Regions from separate parts of the Mus musculus genome. Here regions 1, 2, 4 and 5 are each linked to region 3. The links are chromatin loops, found by intact Hi-C in ENCODE. Cell type or tissue: heart. All regions are shown on one strand. Links, peaks and the distances in the headings refer to the core of each region. The heading gives the core; the rest is flanking DNA.

The links. Peaks named below come from ENCODE experiments on the same cell type or tissue, not always from the same donor. Only the 100,000 strongest peaks of a DNase experiment are listed, where the experiment ranks them.
Region 1: a loop joins it to region 3, with 3.0 times the contacts of the local background. A loop is called at or near these places in 8 of 42 quality-filtered maps.
Region 2: it touches region 3 in a loop (9-fold over the local background); 23 of 42 quality-filtered maps call a loop at or near these places.
Region 4: it touches region 3 in a loop (5-fold over the local background); 23 of 42 quality-filtered maps call a loop at or near these places.
Region 5: a loop joins it to region 3, with 6 times the contacts of the local background. A loop is called at or near these places in 30 of 42 quality-filtered maps.

Annotation. Positions count from the first base shown.
Region 1 is chr8:69,972,062-69,976,601 of GRCm38, forward strand. Gatad2a (GATA zinc finger domain containing 2A) reads right to left here and starts at 2,322. Exons shown (of 13, transcript NM_001113346.1): 1 at 2,029-2,322. In heart, for the core only: no CTCF peak of the experiment used is centred there; DNase peaks (open chromatin) are centred at 1,770 and 2,350; H3K4me3 peaks cover 2,611 bases; H3K27ac peaks cover 2,214 bases.
Region 2 is chr8:70,165,105-70,169,644 of GRCm38, forward strand. Gm45929 (predicted gene, 45929) reads left to right here. Exons shown (of 9, transcript NM_001310055.1): 3 at 1-147; 4 at 426-560; 5 at 942-1,071; 6 at 1,189-1,322; 7 at 1,510-1,594; 8 at 1,715-1,802; 9 at 1,962-2,384. The coding sequence ends at 2,181. Mef2b (myocyte enhancer factor 2B) reads left to right here. Exons shown (of 9, transcript NM_001045484.2): 3 at 1-147; 4 at 426-560; 5 at 942-1,071; 6 at 1,189-1,292; 7 at 1,510-1,594; 8 at 1,715-1,802; 9 at 1,962-2,384. The coding sequence ends at 2,181. Among named protein-coding and RNA genes, the nearest start is that of Tmem161a, 5.0 kb to the right of the region's middle. In heart, for the core only: a CTCF peak has its summit at 1,822 (motif pointing left); a DNase peak (open chromatin) is centred at 1,807; H3K4me3 peaks cover 1,245 bases; H3K27ac peaks cover 956 bases; H3K27me3 peaks cover 2,973 bases.
Region 3 is chr8:69,918,225-69,922,224 of GRCm38, forward strand. All of the region lies in intron 3 of Gatad2a (GATA zinc finger domain containing 2A), which reads right to left. Among named protein-coding and RNA genes, the nearest start is that of Tssk6, 18 kb to the left of the region's middle. In heart, for the core only: no CTCF peak of the experiment used is centred there; DNase peaks (open chromatin) are centred at 977, 1,832 and 2,237; H3K27ac peaks cover 1,930 bases.
Region 4 is chr8:70,170,458-70,174,997 of GRCm38, forward strand. Tmem161a (transmembrane protein 161A) reads left to right here and starts at 1,951. Exons shown (of 12, transcript NM_145597.4): 1 at 1,951-1,983; 2 at 3,846-3,949. The coding sequence starts at 1,981. In heart, for the core only: no CTCF peak of the experiment used is centred there; DNase peaks (open chromatin) are centred at 1,934 and 3,794; H3K4me3 peaks cover 2,494 bases; H3K27ac peaks cover 3,020 bases.
Region 5 is chr8:69,999,171-70,003,710 of GRCm38, forward strand. No RefSeq gene overlaps it. Among named protein-coding and RNA genes, the nearest start is that of Gatad2a, 27 kb to the left of the region's middle. In heart, for the core only: a CTCF peak has its summit at 2,688 (motif pointing left); DNase peaks (open chromatin) are centred at 2,191 and 2,631; H3K4me3 peaks cover 1,213 bases; H3K27ac peaks cover 2,033 bases.

The DNA.
Region 1 (4,540 bases), core at 282-4,281, 54 kb after region 3:
CTCGTTACTGGGAGTGGAGGTAGGGCAGCACACAGATGCAAGATTCCAGAAAGCTTCCCAAGGAGGCTTGAACCCAGACACTTTACATCATAATATGCTTCATCACAGGACCTGCCAAATAACACACTAATAGAGATGACATGACACTAAAGAAATGTCATCAAAGTGGAACTAACAAGGCATAGCGATCAATCAGTAATGCACAAATGCTCCCATTTCCAGAGCTACTCAGCTTCCAAGGGGAAAAGCAATCTTTGAATTAAAGAGAGGATTGGGACCTGGTGATCAGCTGGAAAAGACACTTGGCCCCCAAGCCTCCTCACACAAGCTCTTTCTCTGAACCCACATGGTGGAAGAAGCAAATCCTGAAAGTTGACCTGACTCCACACATGCTCATGAGTACAAACATACAAAAAATGACATTGTTTTTTAAAGTATTTCAGAATTGTAGGGAGCAAAAGAAGAATGAGAGGTGGACAGAGAGTGAGGAGTAAGAGTGGGTGATTACCACACTTAACTGCTTCCTCTAGAGAACTCTGGGTCTGAAGCACAAGCGTGGTGGCTATGCCACTCAAAGGCCAGCTGGATTCTCTTCTCTCAGGACACAGAAAGGCTGGCATGGTGTTCTAAGCTGCACAGGTACAAGGAGCTTGCTTCATGTACTAGAGCAGGGGGAATTCTCACATACAAGGGGAAAGCAGCTACGTTCCCCAGTTCTAATGCAGAAAACGTACAGCAATCACATCTCTGCCCCTTCACTAAGCAGTGAGGGAACAACAGGACTTGTAGAAGCTACAACTTCTCATCTGGAAATTAGGTATTATACATCAGAAGGATCATTTTTGGTACCTGCTATACCTGCAAAGGAAACTTGGCCCATGCACACTGAGAGCCAGGTATAAGCTAAGGACTGGAGGGTATTCACAGTGCTGTGGTGTAATGTTGCTTTAAAGAAAAGTTGTAACCACCGTAACCACCGAATGGTAGGATGAGAAGAACAAGAGGGAGACTCAGGCTCAGTATACAGATTACATCCACAACAGGTATCTATCGCTTTGTGAATGGACACACACATTAACAGGGACGTGGGAGTGCTGCATACTCCAAGAAGATAAAAAGAAGTTAATGCTGTCAAGAAAATGTAAGGCTCAGGAGACTCACCAGGACTTTGTCCTAAAGAATCCAAAGCCACAAGATAAGAGTGAACTACCTGAAGTGAGTCAGGTAGGTAGAACTTGCAGCCTCTGCTAAAACTGCAGGGGCGGGAAGGAAAAACAAAACATTCTGCCATACAGGTCTTAATGAGGGGTCCCCATTCATTTCAGGGTTCCGGAGAGCGCAGTCCGGCTGCGGCTGAGGCCTGCCCAGAAGCCTTTCCTTGTTGAAGTGATCAATTCCGATTCTTGGCATTAATCCCTTTAAAAGGCCAGCTGCTGCTGTCTAGTCACTGATGCCAACCCGTTCCAGGTGGAAGAAAAAAGAAATTATTGGAGCCACATCGTACACCCGGAGGCAAATTTAAAGTGGAGGGCCATGAGGAAAACAGGAACCAAGAGAGGGGGAAGGGTCCCATGGCTCCCCAGGGTCAAGCAGGAAGGGCGCGAGCCCAAGCAGGACGGTGGGGGGGGGGGGGGACCGGCCCTGCAGGCGTGGGCGCGCAGGGACTCTTATTCTGACACGGGATCCTCCGCCGCCTCCGCCGCCGCCGTCGCCGCCGAATTTAACGCCGCCGCCGGGCTCGGACCCCCGACCCTCCCGTGGACTCTCACCCCACGCCACTCGTCCACGTGCTGTGTGCCCGCCGCCCCCCTTGGGGCGGCCTCCCAGCCTGAAAAGCTCAGGAGGGAGTGAGGCGACTCGGCCACTTCCCGGCTCCGGGGACCAGGGACCCCAGCCCCACGTGCGAGGGCGGTGGGGAACTTTCCAGCGGCGCAGGCGAAGCGAACCGCAGCGCAGCAAACCGAATACGACCGCGCTCCCACTTTCCCGCGCCCCCGCCCCGCCTTGCCAAGTTTGCTAGGAACTTACCCGGCCGCGCGCCGACCGGGCCCAGGGGCAGCGCGCGTGTCCACAGGGCTGGGGGCGGGGGGCGCCGGCCGCGCGTGCTCGCTGCGCCTGAGGGGCCGCCCGGGCCCGCGGCGCTCGCTCCGCCGCTCCGCCCGCCCGCGCCGCCGGCCAGATAATGCGCCCCTCGGCCGCACACATGGAGCCCGGCGCCGGCGTCACCGCCCGGGACATGCGCACCAGGTCAGCGCGCCCGGCCCGCGGCCCCCAAAACACCGGGGAGCTCTTAAAGGCGACGCCACCCGCCCGCACCCGGATGGGCGGGGTCGGGAAGGGAGGGGCTCCCTGTGGGCGTGGTCTTATGTGGGCGTGGTTCCCTGGAGGCGAGGCTGGGCGGGCCTACCCGGAAGCACCGCCCTCCCAGCCCCAAAGACTGGCGACGCTGCGCTAAGCGACTGGGTTTCCCACTTGGGCTGCTAAGCGCCCCTCAGCCATGGCCAGCTTAGTGCACAGAGCTCGGCCGCGCCCAGGGCTGACTCACGCTGACCTCGCCCGAGCCCTGCACGGCCACCTCTTGTAACTCTGAGACGCGCCCGGGGCCTCGCAAAGCTTCCTCTCAGGAACTTCGGTGTTGACCTCCAGTGAGAAGGTGCGATCGGCTGAGCGGTCACCCCTCTCCCCCGGACCGCAGACAGTTCAACCTACCCACCAAGCCAATCCACCTGCAGAGAACGAGGTGGACGGCTGTCTCCTTCCAGTAATCCACATCTAGCCTGTGCCTCTGGAGAAGAAGGAATCCCCAAGAAAACAAACCTGCGCCCAACCCTCTCTGGTAACACCAAGGAGACAATAATAGCCAGAAAGGAAGCAAGTTTGGGGAGATTATGAAGCATCTGAAGCCAATTTACAATTTCAACAGGGAAAAGTACAAAGTTCATAGAAAACCTATTCCAGGACAGCGACATGGCTCAGTGGTTTAAAGAGGCTTGCCACCAAACATAATGACCTGAGTTCCATCCGCACAAGTTGTCCTCAGACACAAACACACGCTCATAAATAAAATATGTTAATTTAAAAAACACATCTGGAGTCATGGCTCAGCAATTAAAGGTACTGGCTGCTCTTGCAGAAGACCCAAGCACCCACATGGTGGCTTACAACCTACCATAACTCCGGTTCTAGGGTATTTATGCCTTCTGTCCTCATCATACAGAAACACGTCATAAAGAAATCTTATGAAGACAAAGCCCAGGGCTAAAGAGTTAGCTCAGTGGTTAAGGGCACTTCTTGTTGTGGAAGACCTGGGTTCTATTCCCAGCACCCACATGGAGGCTCTCCTCCTCAGGCAACAAGTACACATGTGGTACACAGATGCACATGCAGGCAAAACACTCATGACACATCAGTTTCTTTTAATATATATATATATAAGGGTTGGAGAGATGGCTCAGTGGTTAAGAGCACCAACTGCTCTTCTGGAGGTCCTGAGTTCAAATCCCAGCAATCACATGGTGGCTCACAACTATCTGTAATGAGATGCCCTCTTCTGGTATGTCTAAAGACAGCTACAGTGTACTCACATATAATAAATAAATCTTTAAAAAAAGAAAAAGAAAGAAAAGGAAATGAAATAAAGAAAATGAAGCCTCAAGGTAGGTGGATGAGTTCGTGGCCAGTCTGTACTATGGCTAAGACTACAGAGAAACTCTGTCTTGAGAGGAAAAAATGAAAAAGAAAAAAGAAAGTCTAGTGTCACAAAGCAGTTGTTAATATCAGAATCACTGAAACAGACTCCTGCCATGTTCCTATTCCAGCTTTGAAATAGTGATGAGACAGACACCAGGACTCCTGAAAACTGCTGAAGTACCTTTTTTGTAACACACATAACTGAAATGTGTTACTGCACAACTGTAATGTAATCTGATGGCTTCTGTTGTGTTGGGAAAAACATCAAAAGTACTTCTAATCTATAAGTGGGTCTCACCCCAAATTTGAAAAATTACAAAAATCCTCATCCTCAGCACTGCCTTCCCTAAGTCCTTCTGAATTTCTGTGGAGTTTTACAGTTGGCAACTTTGTCACTGACCCCTACCCATACCTAAACCTTCCAAGTTTAAAGCAACATCTTGCAGAACCTTAAGAGAAGCACTCTTCAACATCAAAAAGATACAAAATACCGATTGCGGCAAAGAAATGCAAATGTTTCAGCTTAAACAAAAAGCTCTCAAACTTGACCAGGTATATAGTTCAAGGGCCTCTGCTCCATCCCTGTACAAGGAAAGATGGGTCGGCAGAATCCAGGGCTTCCGTGTAGCTCTAAGAGCCACTGGTGCCACAGTGATTAATCAGATGGTGTGCATTACAGCAAAACAAGAAACCGTTACCTCACCTGGTTCCGATTAATGCCAACTTTAATTAGCGATGAACTGAACCAAGTGTGGTCAAGTGGGAGCCCTCAAACTCCAAGCCAGGGTAAGGACTCAGAGTCTAAATTGTTAAGCACTTTGTGAGTCACCAAGGTGACAAACTGTCCAGT
Region 2 (4,540 bases), core at 215-4,214, 250 kb after region 3:
CTTTGTGACTGCGACATTGCCCTGATCATCTTCAACAGCGCGCAACGCCTCTTCCAGTATGCGAGCAGCGACATGGACCGGGTGCTGCTCAAATACACCGAGTACAGTGAGCCGCACGAGAGCCGCACCAACGCGGATATCCTTCAGGTACCTGAAGCCGCCTGCAGTCCCCGGGCACATCCTGGCCGGTTGGTCACTGTGTCACCCTGTTAGTTCTTGATCCTTTCCTCTAACACTAAAGGGACTTGAACTTCAGGGGAACTCACAGTGGTTTTAGTCCCTGGGGTCCCTCTGGAGCAGGCCACGCCCATCTGTATCTGTCTGTGCAGTTTGGCTGGAGAAGGTCTCTCCCAAGTACCTGAGAACCAAGTTCTAGGAGTCGGATAAGGTCTGAGGGCCCACCCTGTCATCTGCTGTTCCCACAGACACTGAAGAGGAGGGGCGTGGGCCTTGATGGGCCCGAGCTGGATATGGAGGAGGGGCCAGAAGGTCCTGGAGAGAAGCTGCTGAGGACACTGGGGGGTGACAGAGGCTCGGCCTCGCCCCCGCCTCGGATCTATGTAAGAGGACTTCCCTGTGCCCCCTCTCACCCCCAACACACTTCCAATACACAGTCTGAGTTTGAGACTCCGGGAGTAGTGCTAAAAGGCCAGACAGGGGAGCCACTTCGTGGAAGCCAGTCTTGTCCTGGATGGGTGAAGAATGCACTTTATGACCCGGGCTTCGAAGGGCAGTAACAGTTCAGCAAGCAAGTCTTCCTGCCACAATTTCTGACACCCCATGCTCTGCAGAGGGAGACCTCAGCCCTGAACAAGGCTATGCAGCTGAGATGGAGCCCACCTGGCAACCCCAGCCTTGGGTCTAGGCCTTAATGGAGACCCTCAGAAACTTCTGAGGCACAGAGCCCCCTCTGCCTCATTCTCTCCTCTCTCTGTCCACAGCCCGTGGCCCCCGCAATGTCGGTTTCAGAGCTGTCCTACCGGGTCCCACCAGCCACTCCAGGCTGTGATCCTGGCGGGCTGGGGGAGGCCCCGTCTGTCCACAGCCGCCCGCCTCACTTTCGACCCCCGGGTGAGCGAGCGTTAGCGTTAGCGTGTGGGGAGGGCAGAAGGGCACGAGGAACCCGGGCTCTGAACTCTATGAGTGACACGACAGCCTCTCTTTTCCTGGGTCTTCACCTCCCCCCAGGCCTGGGACACCCGATCTTCTCTCCAAGCCACCTTGCGAGCAAGACGCCCCCGCCTCTGTACCTGGCGACTGATGGGCGGAGGCCAGACCTGCCCCCTGGCCTGGTTGGTGCCCGAGGGGGATTGGGCACCTCAGTGAGAGGGGAGAGAGTTGGAAGAGGATAGAGGAGGAGGAGGAGGAGGAGGAGGAGGAGGAGGAGGAGGAGGAGGAGGAGGAGGAGGAGGAGGAGGAGGAGGAGGAGGAGGGAAGGAAGTGGGAGAGAGGAAGGAAAGAGGCAGGTGGTCACAACCAACTACAGTTTTCCCTCTGTTGTTCCTGCAGAGAAGCCTGTACAGCGGCCTGCAGAGTCCCGGTGCCCCAGGCCCCGCTCTGGGTAGCTTTGCCTTCTTACCATCAGGCTCCACAGGTGCACCCAGCCCTGTCTGATTTGCCTGACCGTTGTGGGTCCCTCGCCCCAACCCCAAGCCCGGGAGCGGGAGGGTTGGAGTACTGACAGGATCTCCGCTCACCCAGCCTCTGCCCGTAGATTGCAGCCCGGGAGACGCAGCTCAGGGACCCCTGCAACCCTCACCCTGGCCACCAACGAGGGACGCTGTAGACCCCGCCCGGCCAGTGTGAGTTGGGCGCCCCCTGGCGGCCAGGAGCGAGACTCGTCTAGACCAGGCTGAGGGTGGGGCTGTGAGATTTAGAGAGAACCCCATGGCCTACAAGCCTTCTTACCTATCTTGTGGGTCTCTCCTCTTCCTGCCTCCCTTCCCCCATCTCTCCAGCAGTGCCCGCAGTCTGTGCAAGGAGGGTCCCCCCAGCCGAGGGGCCTCCCCTCCGACACCTCCGGTCAGCATCAAGTCTGAGCGACTGTCTCCAGTCACTGGGACCTCTGGCGACTTCCCCAGGTCCTTCCCCTACCCGCTGCTCCTTGCCAGGCCCCTTGCAGAGCCACTGCGGCCCTCGGCCTCCCTGCACCGCTTGACCCCTGACAGCTGGCCACGGTAGCGCTCCAAGAGGTTCCTCCAGCCTCCACAGAGTTCCCGAAGTCTCAGGTTCCCTATACCACCAGGACGGACGGACGAGGGCACCCACTGTGCATCACTAAGGCCCTGTCCCTTCCTGGGGGCCGCTGCATCAATAAAGCCCAAGGACTCGGGAGGGCACTGGGCAGCCCCTAGCTCAGAGCTCCCGAGCCTGGAATAGCCACACCCAATCTCCTCAAAGATCTCTTTTTGCCTACACTGGCTTTGGGGTGCATACCACAGAAACGGGTTCCAAGAGGAAGGCCAGGTAGAAGGTGGGGTGACCTAAGAAGGAGCCACAGGCATTGCATCGCCACCAAGGATGAGCCAGGAGGTCTGAACTGCTCCTGGAAGTGTGACTCTCGGATGAGACCACAGCCATGTCACCATGGCAGTGAGAGTAGGAGTAAAGTGGTTGCCTGTGGTGACCAGGACAGCCTGGGACTGAGAACACTTTTTAAAAGGTAAACAGGAGCCGGGCGGTGGTGGCACACGCCTTTAATCCCAGCACTTGGGAGGCAGAGGCAGGTGGATTTCTGAGTTCGAGGTCAGCCTGGTCTACAGAGTGAGTTCCAGGACAGCCAGGGCTATACAGAGAAACCCTGTCTCAAAAAATAGAAAACAAAAAGTAAAGAGGGGATGCTCCAAAATGGCTCATGTGGTAAAGGCCCTTGCTGCCAATCTTGTGGACCTGAGTTTTATTGTTGGAAGTTCTGTTGGTGGAAGGAAAGAACCAACTGCCTTCAAGTTGTCCATTGACCTCCCTACGTGTAGGTGCTCCCCCTACAGATGCAAATGAACGGATAAATATATAAATGGGGAGAGGAAGGGGGAAAGGTCGATGGTAAGAGAGCTTGCTATGCAAGCGTTAAGATCTGAGTTCGAATCTCTAGCATTCATATAAAAAGCCAGATGTGGTCTAGATGCCAGAGTAAAGTGGGGAAAGGATGGCTGGGGCTTAGTAGCCCAGCTCCAGCTTAAAGACAGATCATATCTGAGGGGAATAAGACACCCACTCCCTTTCTGTGTCCTCTGAGGCTGTGTTGGCACGGTTCTACAAGGAGACAGACATAATATATGTAAAAACAATGAAAGGGTGGAGCAAGAGCTTTGGGGCTGCACCCTTCCTCCTCCAAGTGTGTCCTGGGCTGCAGAGATGGCTCAGAGGGTGCAATGTTGGTTATGTCATCATGTGACTAGGGTCCAGTCCCGAGTGTCCTGGTCACAAGCCCAGGGTTCCACAGACACTGCTAATTAGAACTAGCTCTGCTGAAGGTTTGCTGGCTGCTACTCTAGCCTAGAAAGTTCTGTGTCTGGTTCAGGCAGAGTCCCTGTCTCAAAGAGGACACCTGATGTCCTCCCACAGCTTCTGCCAGGGTGCAGGCAAGTATACCGGGAAGCTCGCATTCATGCGAACCGAAATGATGATTGTACAAGAATGCCTTTTAGTTTTAGAGGGGGTGGGGTCCTCTAGGGCAAGATGGCTGCACTTGTGGGAAAAGCACTTGCCAGCTCTGAGTTCAGCCCCAGGAGGAAATGCACATGGCAGAAGGAGAAAACGGACCCCATGTGTTGTCCACTTGTGGCAACACCACACCTTTCCCCAGTCAGCATTTCTCAACCCGTGGGCCACCGAAGATCATTGGAAAACACAGATATTTACTTTGCAATTCATAACAATAGCAAAATTACAGTTAAAAGTAGCAATGGAAATAATCTTATGGTTGGGGGCTTACCACACCATAAGGAACTGTATTAAAGGGGCTTCTTAGCATTAGGAAGGTTGAGAACCACTGGCGTAAGTCCATGTAAAAACAAGATTTAAAAAAATAGGTTTCTAGGCTCAGCCCTCTCTTTCCACCCAGTCCTCCTGGTCTCCATTATGACACCACATCCTGGAGCAGGAGGGAGCAAGGTTGCTTGGGTGCTTGGGTGGCACTTAAAGGGCCTTTGAAACTCAGTAGCCATCTTTTGCCCGGCTGTTCCTGGCTCTGCCCTCCCCCGACGAGTGCCTCAGACACCACTGGGGTTGGGGCAGGGGATTGACTATGGCCTTAGGCCACTCCAACACTAAGAAACAGAATCTGTGAGCACTCAAGACTGAAGCCAGGTTGTGAGGCCCAGCGGGACCCAGAAGAGGCCTCAGGGTTCTAGAATGATCCTCAGGGCTTCCACAGCCCAGACATTGAGCCAGTAGGGCATGAGGAAGTTTCTGAAAACCAAACAGGCCTGGGAGGTGGGGAGTGGTGTCCTATGTCTTTAACTTCAGCACTCTGCAGACGAAGGTGGCAGATTTCTGAGTTAGAGAGCAGCCTGGTCTACATTAAATTCTTACCCTGTCT
Region 3 (4,000 bases), core at 1-4,000:
AGATGGTGTGCTCCATCTCTGAGTACTCAGGTGTAGCATGGATGCTTCAGAAAGTGCTACTCGACCCCAGAGCTCTGTCACAAGTAAACAGAGCTTCAGATCTTGGTCTGCTATCTCAGCTCCTGAGTGCTGGGTAGGATGGACGTGAGCACTCCAAAGCCAAGGTCTCACATTGGGAACTACCCAATGGGAAGCCCACCCCTCTCTTAACCCAGTCCCATACAGCCCCCCAGAAGACCAAAAAGCACAATGATGTACTGTTAGCTTTTGCTCTCTACCTCACAAGGGGACCTGGGGCCATCTGCTGCATTGTCCTACCTAGGACACACATAAGTGGCTGCAGTGGCTACAAGTTTTCAAACTCAAAAGAACCACTCTCACTGACTTCATGCTCAGGTCTACAGAGTGTGATGGCTCTGCCCTCAACCCTGCACACTCAAGTCTCAGAAGAAGTTACATCATGGAACACTCACCACTGTGACCAACCTTCTAACACACATCCTGTGGTGTAGGAAGTTCACTTTTCCCTGTGAGCAAACAGCCAGTCTCCCTAGGAGCTCAGTTGTAGCAGGGGTGGTACACACTGTCAGATGCACAGGTCCACAACACTGACCACTCTTCCCACACTGGCTAAAGACCAGTGGCTATAATATAGCCTACATCAGTTAACCCACACAGGAGCACCCCAAAATTAGACCTCCCTCTTTGTGAAGGGTATCAGAGGGCATACACATCTGTTGCTTCTAAATCCTTAAAGCCAGTGTGCTCTGTTGCTGTAACACAGGAAGGAGGTGGGAGGAGCACTAAGTCCTAGAAAAAGTACTGCCCACAGTGGACAATCTAAACTGCCCCTTGGTGTGTATCCCAGCACCCAAGCAAGTACCAACTTGCTTGTGGAAAGCAGCTCAGAATATGTCCACTAGATGGCACTGTGACACAGGATAAAGTTAGGTGGAAGTCACAGTGCAGATCTGTCTCTGTGGTTTGGGTTTGAGCAGGGTGAGGTGAGTCACTAGGTGAAGACTCTTTGGGTCCCCACCACTGGTTCCTGCCAGCTGTATTCTCAAGAAGAGTGGCATGGTGGGCAGAGGCTGACCAGCCAGCATCTGGCTGGCTTCCTGATTCCCACATGACAGCTATACGTGCACACTGGCCACAGCCTGAAGGCTTAAGCCTGGAGGTTCTTGAGAGTCAGGCTTCGGCAGCCCAGAAACCAGTCATTTAAAAGAGACCCTGGAAGGGCTGGAGAAATGGCTCTGTGATTAAGACAACATAGGTTTAAATCTCAGAACCCACAAGACAGCTCACTACTGTAACTTAAATTCCAGGGATTTGGACAGCCTCACTCAGACACACAAGCAGGCAAAATAACAATGCACACAAAACAAACAAATTATTTAAAAAAATTGAGAGAGCTAGTGAGATGGCTCCACAGTTAAAAGCACTGGCTACTCTTCCAGAGGACCAGGGCTCAATTCTCAGCACCCACACAGCAGCTCATAAGTTTCTGAATTTTCAGTTCCAGGGTATCTGACACCCTCACAGAGACGTACATACAGGCAAAGCACTGTTGTACAAAAATAAATAATATACAAATACATGAATCTTTAAAAACAAACAAACAAACAAACAACAAAACAGCTTAAAAAAAGAGACCCTGGGCATCTGTCTCCCTCGGGTCTCTTCAAACACTCCAAGTCAATCTCTCCTCCAACATTCCCACCGGCCCTCACCCGAGGTCAGGTTTCAAGGTGATCAGACAGCTTCAATTCCAGGTCCACTGACTGTGCATGCCACCAACTGTATATTGTGTAGCAGAGGAGCAGCCCAGTGCCGTGGCTGTGGTACTGGCCCAGGGGGGTGCCCAAGTGAATTAACAGCTGGGCTTAAGAGGCACCTATGACAGAGTTACAGTCTAGGACTGGCTTTCTAGGCAGACCAAAGGACACCCAACTGTGGAGTTTATCTCTTTCCTATCTTTCTGAGGTGAGTCGTCTAATAAAATTTGAGATGTCTGTGAGGAATGAGGGCACTGCTGGGGCAGAGACCATCCTGGACTTAGGCTTCCTTGGAAGACAGCCCTGACCACTGTTGCTCTCTGACCCCATCCTGGGCCCCAACTAATCAATTTCAGAGATGATGTCACTGCTATCAGTATCACTCAGCATCCCAGCAGCAGCCAGCCTGCCCGGAGTGAACTTCCTCTATGCTAATCAGGCCACCAAAAAGTCATGTGACAAAGGCATTTCCCTCTCTGGTCATGTGACCCTTTAACTGTGCCTTCCAACGTGAAAACCATGGCAACGGGCAGTTCTAACCGGTTTGTGACACACGGCCTTCATTTTGAGAAGAGAGGTAAGGGTTCAGGTGCTGTCAGAAAATGGAGGCTCCACTTTCCCCTTTCTGTGCAGCCTCCAGGCATCCAGTCGCCTGTGGTCATCTCCTACAAAAAACAGAGGAAACCACAAGCCCCTCTCCCTTCCAAACTGAAAGGCTTTCCGAAGCTCAGCTTTTAACAGAAATACCTTCAAGATTCTCTGCACTTTTCTAGATAGCTTTTAACTTAGGAACCAGAATACATGGATCAATCACAGGCACAATTTCAGAGGGAGCCTTTCATGAAACCCATAGGCATAAGAGTAAAATGAAGAGTGACATGGAGAGCTCTGGAGCACGGCCAGGCCGGCAGGGACAACTGCTTTTTCTGGATGCTGTGTGAACCTGTCCTACCTGTCTATGTTGAAAACACACAGTGATGAAGTAGCTTCACATCACCAGTAAAAATCTCCAGAAGCCAGCCAGTCTGGCCATTAGCACCAAAAGCTGTCTCCTACCAGGAATGTGTGCTGTGTCCTGGAGAAGGGGCTGAGCACTGGGATAGCCCACATCAGAGGAGGTGCTTGGATCCTATCCATGTCTCTTCAATCTGATCGGAGGAGGAAGAACACCTACATCAACTGAGGACCAAGTCCTCCTCAGGGCCAGCTTGGCTGTCATGGCCTATACACCTACTCTTCTGCACCCAAACCTTGCACCACAACACAGACTAGCTTGACTCACAAGTCTGTCCACCAAGCCCTGGCTAGCCATGATCTGTCTCTATCACCCTTCAATGGACCTCTGACCTTTGGAATGGCCTGTGTTGGCATTCATTAGCCCCATGGCACATAAGCCAAAAGAGGACATCAGACCTGCAGGGCCCCTTTGTTTCCTAAGGGACTGCTTTCAGATGTCGCCTTTCTCACCTAGTACATGTCTGTGTGAAAACAGACAGACAGATGGGACAGGATGGACAAGCATAGCTACCCTACCCTCTTGAATAGGCCTGACTTCCTTGTCTACACAGCTTGTGTGTCTCTAACTCACAGGAGGGATTCCCCATCCTCCCTATCCCTCTCACATGGGTGTGGTGCAGCCTCAGCTCCCAATAAGGGCACCCAGAAGGATCACGGTGCCTCAGTGCCAGGGCCATGCTGCTCTAGAATAAGTATTCCCAAGCACCCCAACCTTAAGGTCAGCTATGACTGAACTGACTTGGGTGGAAGAGGCTATGGGGCTTCTACACAAAGCTAGAGGCCCGTCCCCATAGTGACGCTCCTATAGGCATTAGCCTGTTCCTGTGGAGAGGAGATGCACCCACAAAGCTGTGGGTTAGTGACTTAGGCTGTTGAAAGTGCTCCACAAAGTGAGGGACTCCACAGTTATGCTGCCTCCCGCCTCCTGAGGGGCACTCTTTTACCCATGTTTCTCAGTTTTGAATGCTCAGATGTGTCAGCACCAAGCAGAGTAGGAGCTCTACTTCCCCAAGGCCGTGGGACAGCTTTGCTGGCCCTAAAGGACCTGTTTCACCTTGACAAGATGGGGCTGTCTGTGCAAAGCTAACTCTTGAGATTGGCATGTCTGCTACCAGGCCACAGTGGCTGCCTCTCCAGAGTAGGCAAACCAGCGTCCTGGAGGGCATAGACAGAAGTGTTGGACAATGCCAGACTCCCCTGACTCA
Region 4 (4,540 bases), core at 217-4,216, 250 kb after region 3:
CTCAAAGCCGCTTGGGGAAGACTGTAGGGTCCTAAGATGACAGTTCTTGCTCAAGCTGTATCTGAGGCTGAGGTTGTTGTACATGATGCTTTGGTTTAGAAAACAAAAACAAAAACAAAAGGAGGCCTGCCAGCTCAGGGTGCTCTCAGGTTCACAGCCCTCCTGACCTAGCTGGATTCCATGTAAGCCCCACCACCCTACCCTGTGGGTCTAACTCTAGCATTTTCTATTCCATGAGCCCAAATCTCCCCATTGTTGTTTGAGCCTTTTGGAATTTATGTTTGAATCATTAGGAAGATCAGGCTAGCTCCAAACTATCAAAAATGGCTTTCTGTGTCTGGCTAGTACAGGAGTTAGAGATGTGAACCACTAAGGCCAGTCAGCACCCTCTTTTTAAACATTAACTACTATCATGTCGATGGAAGCAAGTGTATAATGCATGAGTGGAGTGGAGGTCAGAGGTCAACTCGCAGGCATGATTCTCCCTTCTACCATGTGGGTGCTAGGGTTGGAACTCAGGCCCTCATTGTGGTAAAAAAACTCCTTTGCCCAAAGAAACATCTCATCAACCTAACAAGTGTTCCTTCCTGGTTTTTACTTTATTTTATTTCTAGACAGGGTTTATCTGTTAGCTCTGGCTGTCCTGGAACTCACTTTGTAGATCAGGCTGGCCTCGAACTCAGAAATCCACCTGCCTCTGCCTCCCGAGTGCTGGGATTAAAAGCATGCGCCACCACGTTCGGCCCTGGTTTTTATTTTTTTTTCCTGTTTTTTGTTTTGTTTTTGAGACAGTCTTAAAATATGAAGCACTAGTGGCTTCAGTCTGGCTACACAGCCTAGGCTGTCATTAGTCTTAAAACATGCTCCTGTCTTAGCTCTCTAAGAGAGAGGACAGCTATGCGATCCACTATGCCGGGCTGTCTAGTGAGGAGGGTGTGGCTCAGAGAGTGACGTGCACACACACAGACATCCAGGCTACTGTCTGAACTGGGGTGATGGTGTAGTGAGCTGGGGAGGTCGCTCATACAACACAGGTCTTACGTTTGCATGGTGAGCTCCATCCGTGGTGAGTGAGAACACTGACCGGGCATGGTGAGACACATCTGTTACTTGAGCATTTTACAGCAGGATCAGAACCTCAAGGTCATCCTTGTCTACATAGAGAAGTTCAGACCCTACTAAAACCAAACAGGGTTAGCAAGCCTGTTCAGCCGGTTGAGGCTTTTTCTGTGAAGTCTGAGTTTGATCCCCTGGGGTCCACATGATAGCGAGAGAATTGACTCTAGCAAGGTATCCAATGTCCTCCCACACACAAAGTAAGAACTCCTCCCCCCCCCCCCCCCACGTCCAAGTAAAAACAAAACTAGAAAGCTAGAAAGTTGGTTAGTTGACTAGGAGCAAGTATTGCTTTTGTAGGGAACCCAAGTTCAGTCTAAGCCCTCTTCTCAACCAATAAACAACCACATGTATCTTTAGGGTCAAAGGATCTGGCCTTCTCCTCTGGACTCCAAGGACTGCAGCTACGTGCAAAATACAAAAAACCCCACAAGATACAGATACATACTAGAAAATAAAACCAACCGGGTAGTGGTGGCACAGGCTTTCTTTAATCCCCAGTACTTTGAGGCCAGCGTGGTCTACAGAGTGAATTTCAGGACAGACCAGCAGAAGTTACATAGGTACTCTGTCACACGCACACGCACACACACACACACGGCACACACACGACACACACCACACACACGGCAAGGGCAAAAAGAGAAAGAAAAGAAAAAAGAAGGAAAAGCCAGCAGACGAAACGACCTCATGCTCCAGCTAAAACTACAGTTCCCAGCATGCATTGCGCACACCCATCCCATTCTTAGCCCGATGACTGACTTCCCAGGATGCTCGTCAACAGCATTCTGTCTCTAATTGGCCAAGATACCTCAGCGCTTCCCCGCCTCCAGCCTCGTACCGCTGTGCGCCCAGGGAGCGGACATGGTGAGCAGGCCCTCTGGGATCCCCGGGGTGGAGAACGGCCTAACTGAGCTGAGAGGGTTCCCCAAACCGCGCGGGCTATTTGGAAGTGTCGTGTAGTCAGTGGTGCTGGACGCGTTGGGAGGTGAAGCTAGGGCTCTGGACTGGAGTGAGGGAGCTGGGATTGCAGCTATCTTTGCTTTCTGACAGGGTCCCATGTAGCCCAAGTTGTACTAGAACTTATTCGTAGCCTATGGGGACCTCGGACTTCTGATTCTCCTGGCTCTGGAGTGCTGAGATGTCAAACTTGTGCCACTATTCACGGCTTTCTGTTTGTCTTTTAAAATCTTTTTTTATTTTTCATTATTTTATTTATTTAAGTATGAATGTTTTGTATGTATGTCTGTCTACCGTGTGTGTGTGTGTGTGTGTGTGTGTGTGTGTGTGTGTGTGTGTGTGTGTGTGTGTGTGTGTGTGTGTGCTGTTCTTAGAGGCCAGAGAAGACATGTAGGATTCCCTGAGAGTGGAGTTAGAAAGGGCTGTGAGCTGCCAAATGGATGCTGGGAATTGAACCTGTGACCTCTGGAAGAGCAATCAGTACTCTTAAGCCCTGAGCTATCTCTCTAGCGTCCCAGTCCTTTTATTTTTTTCTATTTACCCATTAAAAATTATTTACAAAGGGTCTTACTTGTTGGTGTTGATGGGCAGTGATGGCAAATGCCTTTAATCTTAGCACTTGGGAGGCAGAGGCAGGTGAATCTCTGTGAGTTCGAAGCCCGCCTGGTCTACAGAGTGAGTTCTAGGACAGCCAGGGCTACACAGAGAAACCCTGTCTCAAAAAAATCCAAGCAAAATTGTACACCAGTACACCTGGCTGACAGATTTTTATATTGATCTGTATTTCATGTTAATTGGGTATGAAAGCAGAATGCAGGCAGGCAGCTCTAGTGGCACACAGTGTATATAATTAGATAATTACAGAAATGAGTGCTGTGTCGGCGGGAGCCTGACTTAGCTTCCTTCTGAAAGATTTGTGGAGCTGTGCTCTGAACTCTTCCTGGGATGGAGAGCTGGCGTCTATCATTTGGTAGAGTGCTTACCTAGCATGGACGGGGCTCCACCCCTGCACTGCACAAACTGGGTGTGGGTACACGCTATCACCCTAGCACTCAGGAAGTGGGGACAGGAGGACCAGCAGTTCAGGGTCACCTTCAGCTGTGTTCTGAGATCCAGACCAGCCTGGGCTATAGGAAATCAACCTATCTCTGGCCTTCCCTTCTTTCCTTGGTTTCTTTCTTCTTTCTTTCTGTCTTGTGTTTGTTTGTTTGTTTGTTTGTTTTGTTTTGTTTTATTTTGTTTGTTTTTTTTTTCAGATATTGTTTCTTTGTGTAGCCCTGGCTGTCCTAGAACTCATTCTATAGACTAGGCTGGCCTCGAACTTGGCCATCTGTTTGCACCTGTTTCCCAAATGTGAGGATTAAACCCAAGATTACACACCCTGCCTGGCAAGAAACATCCTTTAGACAAATAGTTGGGTGTGCTGACTCTGGCCTTTAATCCCAACATTGGTGAACCAGAGGCAGGTAGATTTCTGTAGGTCGGAGGCCAGCCTGATCTACCCACATAGGCACATCCAGAGCTCACAAAGCAAACAGAAGTATTCAGGAAAGGGGTTCAGGGCTCTGCTGGTGGAAGCAGGGGTCAGGACCAGGTGAGCTGCTGGGGATGCCTAGGGCGCTGAAGACAGACTCTGGCTCATACCCACTGACTTCTGAGAGATACCACCAGAGCCCAAGGCTGGCCCTCTCCACCCACCCACCTGCTCTATAAATAACCTGTGTTACGTCAGAGCACTTGAGATTTTCTGACTAGAGCTGCCCCTTTAGGCGGTCCTTGGAGTGCAGCTGGTGGTGACTCTGTTCACCGCCACCCTCATGCACAGGCTAGCGCCACACTGTTCCTTCGCACGCTGGCTGCTCTGCAATGGCAGGTAAGGGAATGTTCTGCTGCCTGTCCTGCTGCAGTGGTCCCATGGTGCATGCTGTTTGTTCCTTTTAAAAATCTCCTCCTTCTCCTCCTCCTCCTCCTCCATTATGTGTAGGGGTTGTCTCCACGAGTGGGGTTGTGCACTCATACACTGGGGCTGGCGTTACAGTAGTTATGAGCTGCCTGATGCGGGGATGGAGAACCCAGCCCAGGTCACCTGGAGGTGCTCTTAACCCCTGAGCCATTGCTTCAGCCCCGGTTTTGTGGTTTTTAGACAGAGTCTCATACTGTAGTTCCAGCTGCTTGTGAAAGTGTGGCAGTCCCTCTGCCTCAGCCTCCCATCCGCATTTCAAAACATTTCTTTTCAACTGTGTATGTCACATTGTCACATGTGTATCTGTGTGTGGTTTGTGCCTTTCCTAAGTGAAAGTTGCCAGTTATGGATGGTTGTGGGCTGCCCAGCATGGTGGGTTGGGGGTGGGGTCATTTGCAAGAACAGCAAGCACTTTTAACCAACACTGAGCCATCTCTCTAGCCGTCTACACTTTTTTTTTCCCCCAAGATAGGGTTTCTCTGTGTAGCCCTGGCTGTCCTG
Region 5 (4,540 bases), core at 337-4,336, 81 kb after region 3:
AAGGATTCCATGTGAACCTTGAAGCTTGTATGAGAAGAATGGACTTATGCTTACAAGAAAGCTGAAGTTTTGGAAGAAAAGTAAGTGCAGATAGTAACAGGGATTGGAGGGACTATGACTTCTTAACTGATCTTAAACTGGTCCCAAATGATGAGGCCAACAAACACAGCGTCACTGACTAAGGAAGGGAGCCATGGTAAACACGAAGATGTTCCCTGCACGCTTGGCCCCTCTGCTCAGGAGCTACCACATTCTCTTCATGTTGAACCAAAGGGCTGGCAGAACTGGAAACAAACCCATACCTGCCACTTCTTAAGAAGGCCAATAATCACCCTCATGGCGGAAGACATCAGAACCCACAAGGGAGGCTGAGGCAGGAGCATCTCAAGTTCTAGGCCATCCTGGGTTGCATAGAAAAACCAGAAATTTGCCCAAAGGCTTACACTAGAGATGTGAACTAAAGTGCCTTGCACTGGCCCACAGTAGGGAACAAAAGCTAGTTTAATTCCTGTCACTAACTGGGATATTTTGCTAGCACAAGAATCAACCTATTTAAGTGATCCCTTGGTACTTTACACATAACTTTTCTTGTTTTTCTTGAGAAGGGTTTTTACTGTGTAGCCCAGGTTGGCTTAGAGCTTACTATGTAGTTCAGGATGACCTAGCACACATAGTCCTCTTGGTAGGTGTATTCCATTACATCTAGCATAATTTATTGTTGAATCAACAATTATTGATGGGATTATAGGTCAGCATAGTATGTAATTTCCCATTGTATGCAGAAGAGAAAGGCAGTGCTGGGCCTTGGTGGCGCACGCCTTTAATCCCAGCATTTAGGAGGCAAAGGCAGGCAGATTTCTGAGTTCGATGCCAGCCTGGCCTATAGAGTGAGTTTCAGGAGAGCCAGTGCTACAAAGAGAAACCCTGTCTCGAAAAAAGAAAAAAAAAAAAAAAAAGGAAGGTAGGAAGGAAGAAAGAAAGAAAGAAAGAAAGAAAGAAAGAAGAAAGAAAGAAAGAAAGAAAGAAAGAAAGAAAGAAAGAAAGAAAGAAAGAAAGAAAGAAAGAAGGAAAGAAAGGAAGGAAGAAAGAAAGGCAGGTACACTCAGCTACTGTTATTGGTCTACATCAACTGCTCAACTGTAGTATTACATCTTAACTGACACTTGTATTATTTACATCTCAAATCCAAAAACAATTATAACACGTATTGCTCTTGCAGAGAACCAGATTTCATTCCCAGCGCTCACATGGTGACTCACAACCCTCTATAACTCCAGTTCCAGGAGATCTGGTGCATGTGGTGTGCTTACATACATTTATACACATAAAAAACTTTAAATCTCCAATCCAGCAACATGCTCAAAGGTGAGAAAGCACTATGGTCTCATGGAGAGCATGCTCACATTAGCAATCAAAAATTGGTGCTGGGACCTAGAGAAATGGTTCAGTGATTAAGAGCACTGACTGCTCTTCTGAAAGTCCTGAGTTCAAATTCCAGCAACCACATGGTAGCTCACAACCATCCGTAATGAGTTCTGACCCTCTTCTGGTGCATCTGAAGCCAGCTACAGTGTACTTACATATAATAATAAATCTTTTTTAAAAATTGATAAGCAGTGCATTAGCTAGTGTCCAGCTCAATATATGCCCCCCCCACACACACACACACAACTAAACTACTACTGTACTGGTAAAATAATCCAAATAAATAATCAAAACTTTTGAGACCTAGACAGGGAATGCAATTCAGTTGATAGTGATTGCCCAGTGTGCACAGTGTGCATTCCCGGCCCCACATAAACTAGGTGTGATGGTGCACACCTGTCAGCTCAGAATTTAGGAAATAGAGGCAAGACACTCAGAAATCTAAGGTCATCCTCATCTTCATAGTTCAAGAACAGCCTGGGCTAAGGAAAAAATAATAATCCTAACCCTTTTCTTTGTCTGAAGTGAACTCTCTTTGAAGAGAGACTCCAGGTAGATACTCTAGTGAAATTCCTGAACCTCAGAGCCAAGGGCAGCCTAGTTTTATAATAAAAACTGAAGCAAGAGCCATGTGACTGAAGGATGAGTTTCCTTTCCCTGGTGGAAGCTGATTGCATCTCTTCACCAAGGCGTGGCCCTTCCTGGGTCTGGGGAATCAACTTGACGAACAGGCTGAGTGACATTCACGCCCATATAGGGAAGTGGGAGCTGGCCCAGGCAGCCCCACAGGCGTTAGGAAGGCGGGGCCTCTGCCAGCCAGAGACCTGTGGCTGCTCTCCTGAGAAGTCCCCTCGCACAGAGGAAGCGTTCCACCAGCACTGAGAGTGACCGCTGAGTAATGCCACAGACAGATAGCAAAAAGGTTATAGCCTCCAGGGTCGAGGGCCCAGGTCTGTCCCGGCATAAAGGAGACTGCTGAAGGAAGGATCGTAAATTGAAGGCTAGTCTGAGCTACAGACCCTCTTTTGAGAAACAACACAAAAAACAGGTGCGGTAATAATCGCAGCACTTCAGAAGAGGATCACTGTGAGTCTGAGGATAGCCTGGCTTGCAGAGGAAGGGGAGGGGAAGAGAAAAGGGAAGTGGGCTCTGGAAAGACGGCTTAGTGGCACTTGCTGCTCTTGAGTGTGACCCAAATACCCACTTATGGCAGCTCACAGTCGCCTCTGTGTGCAGCTCCAAGGGATCCAACGCCCCCTTCTGTCCTCTAAGGTCACCTGCAAGGCACATGTGCACAGATAGACACGTTAATAAAAATTAAATATATCTTTATTTTTAAAGGAAAAAAAAAAGAGGAAACGAAGGGAGAACTGTGTGTACTGACCCACCACTGTCACAGCAGCATGTCACGTAAGGATTAAGTTTTTATTTTTGTTTTTTTTTTTTTTTCCGAGACAGGGTTTCTCTGTATAGCCCAAGCTGGAACTCACTTTGTAGACCAGGCTGGCCTCGAACTCAGAAATCTGCCTGCCTCTGCCTCCAGAGTGCTGGGATTAAGGGCGTGCACAACCACGCCTGGCTGGAGGATTAGGAATTTAAGGGTTATCTTTAGCTACATATGGAATTCCAGGAAAGCCTAGGCTACAAGGAAAGGGAGGGTGACAGAAGGAGGGAAGAAAAGAAAGAGGCAAGAAGGGAGGAAGGAAAGAGAAAAGGGAGTTAGGTTAAAGCTATACAGAGTCACTAAAGAGTCTCTAAATGGCTGAGTTGCTTTGCACAGAGCTAAATACCACACCCTGCATCCCTGCAGGCATCTTCATTCATTAGAGTTGACCCAGCTTGTGTGTTGTGTATCTCTAGAATCACTGACCTACTGAAAGCAGCATCCTTTTGAGGGTCTGTGGGCTTGGTCCTGGTTTCCCCAGGGAAGCAAATCATTGTTTTTAGAGGGAAAAAGATCAGGTGCAATGGCACCAACAGGCCGTCGTTCGCACCCCTGTGCTTCCCTAGAGAAAATCAAGCAGACATCTACAAGCTATGGTGGACCACACTGTGCCTTTATTGAGATGAGTTTCTAGAATATACAGAAGCAAAGCCAGACTAAGCCCAGGAGCCCTTTCAGCCAAGCATTTTGTAGACAGGGCCTTAATATATAGCTCAAGCTGCCTGATATTCCTGTCTGTCTCAGCCTCCTATGGGATCACAGGCCTGTGCCACCACACAAAGCTGCTGGCTGAGTTTTTTTAAAAGATTTAAATTTTTAAATATTTAAAATTTATTTATTTATTTATTTTTCCTTTTTTTTTTTTTCTGAGACAGAGTTTCTCTGTAGCCCTGGCTGTCCTGGAACTCACTCTGTAGTCCAGGCTGGCCTTGAACGCAGAAATTCACCTGCCTCTGCCTCCCAAGTGCTGGGATTAAAGGCGTGCCCCAGTACTGCCTGGCAATAGTTTATTTTTTGAAAAAGGGTTTTATGTAACCTAGGCTGGACTCAAACTCTCTATGTAGCCAAAGATGACCATCAAGTTCTGATCTTCCTGCTTTCACCTCCCAACTGCTGGGATGATAGTCATGTGCTACGGTACATGGAACCCAGGGATTTTGTGTCAGCTGATCTACAGCTGTGTTAGTCAGTGAACTACAGTGACTTCTCCACCACCAGGAAGAGCATTTCTTTCAATTTCGAGTTTCTGAAAGAGAAAGCATTCTTCCTAGACAGGAGCCGCATAAGAAGAAGGAAGGAAGTGAGCTTACTCACAGCCACCTGGAGCTTCAGTAAGGTTTGAACATAGCATTACCAACATAAACTGAAGCACAAGGCAGGTGCCTCTTTGCCTCCCTGAATGTGGGTGTGGTCCCACCTGGGATCTGTGATACCATCTCATGCCCTCCAGTTCCTCCTCCCTGCCCCCCCCACCCCCCATAGGTATTTGAGCCTAGCTCAGAGAGTGAGCTCGTGGGATCTACTCAGATTTCTGGTTTCTGAAGGACACTGCCTCCTGCTGGAATATCCCACCCCAACCACCCGCTCTGAGTCTGAAGTGAGCCTCCAATTTAGGTGCTGGAAATCAAAGCCTAACCTTTTGGCCTTATGGAAGAGTAGATTCTGCTCTTA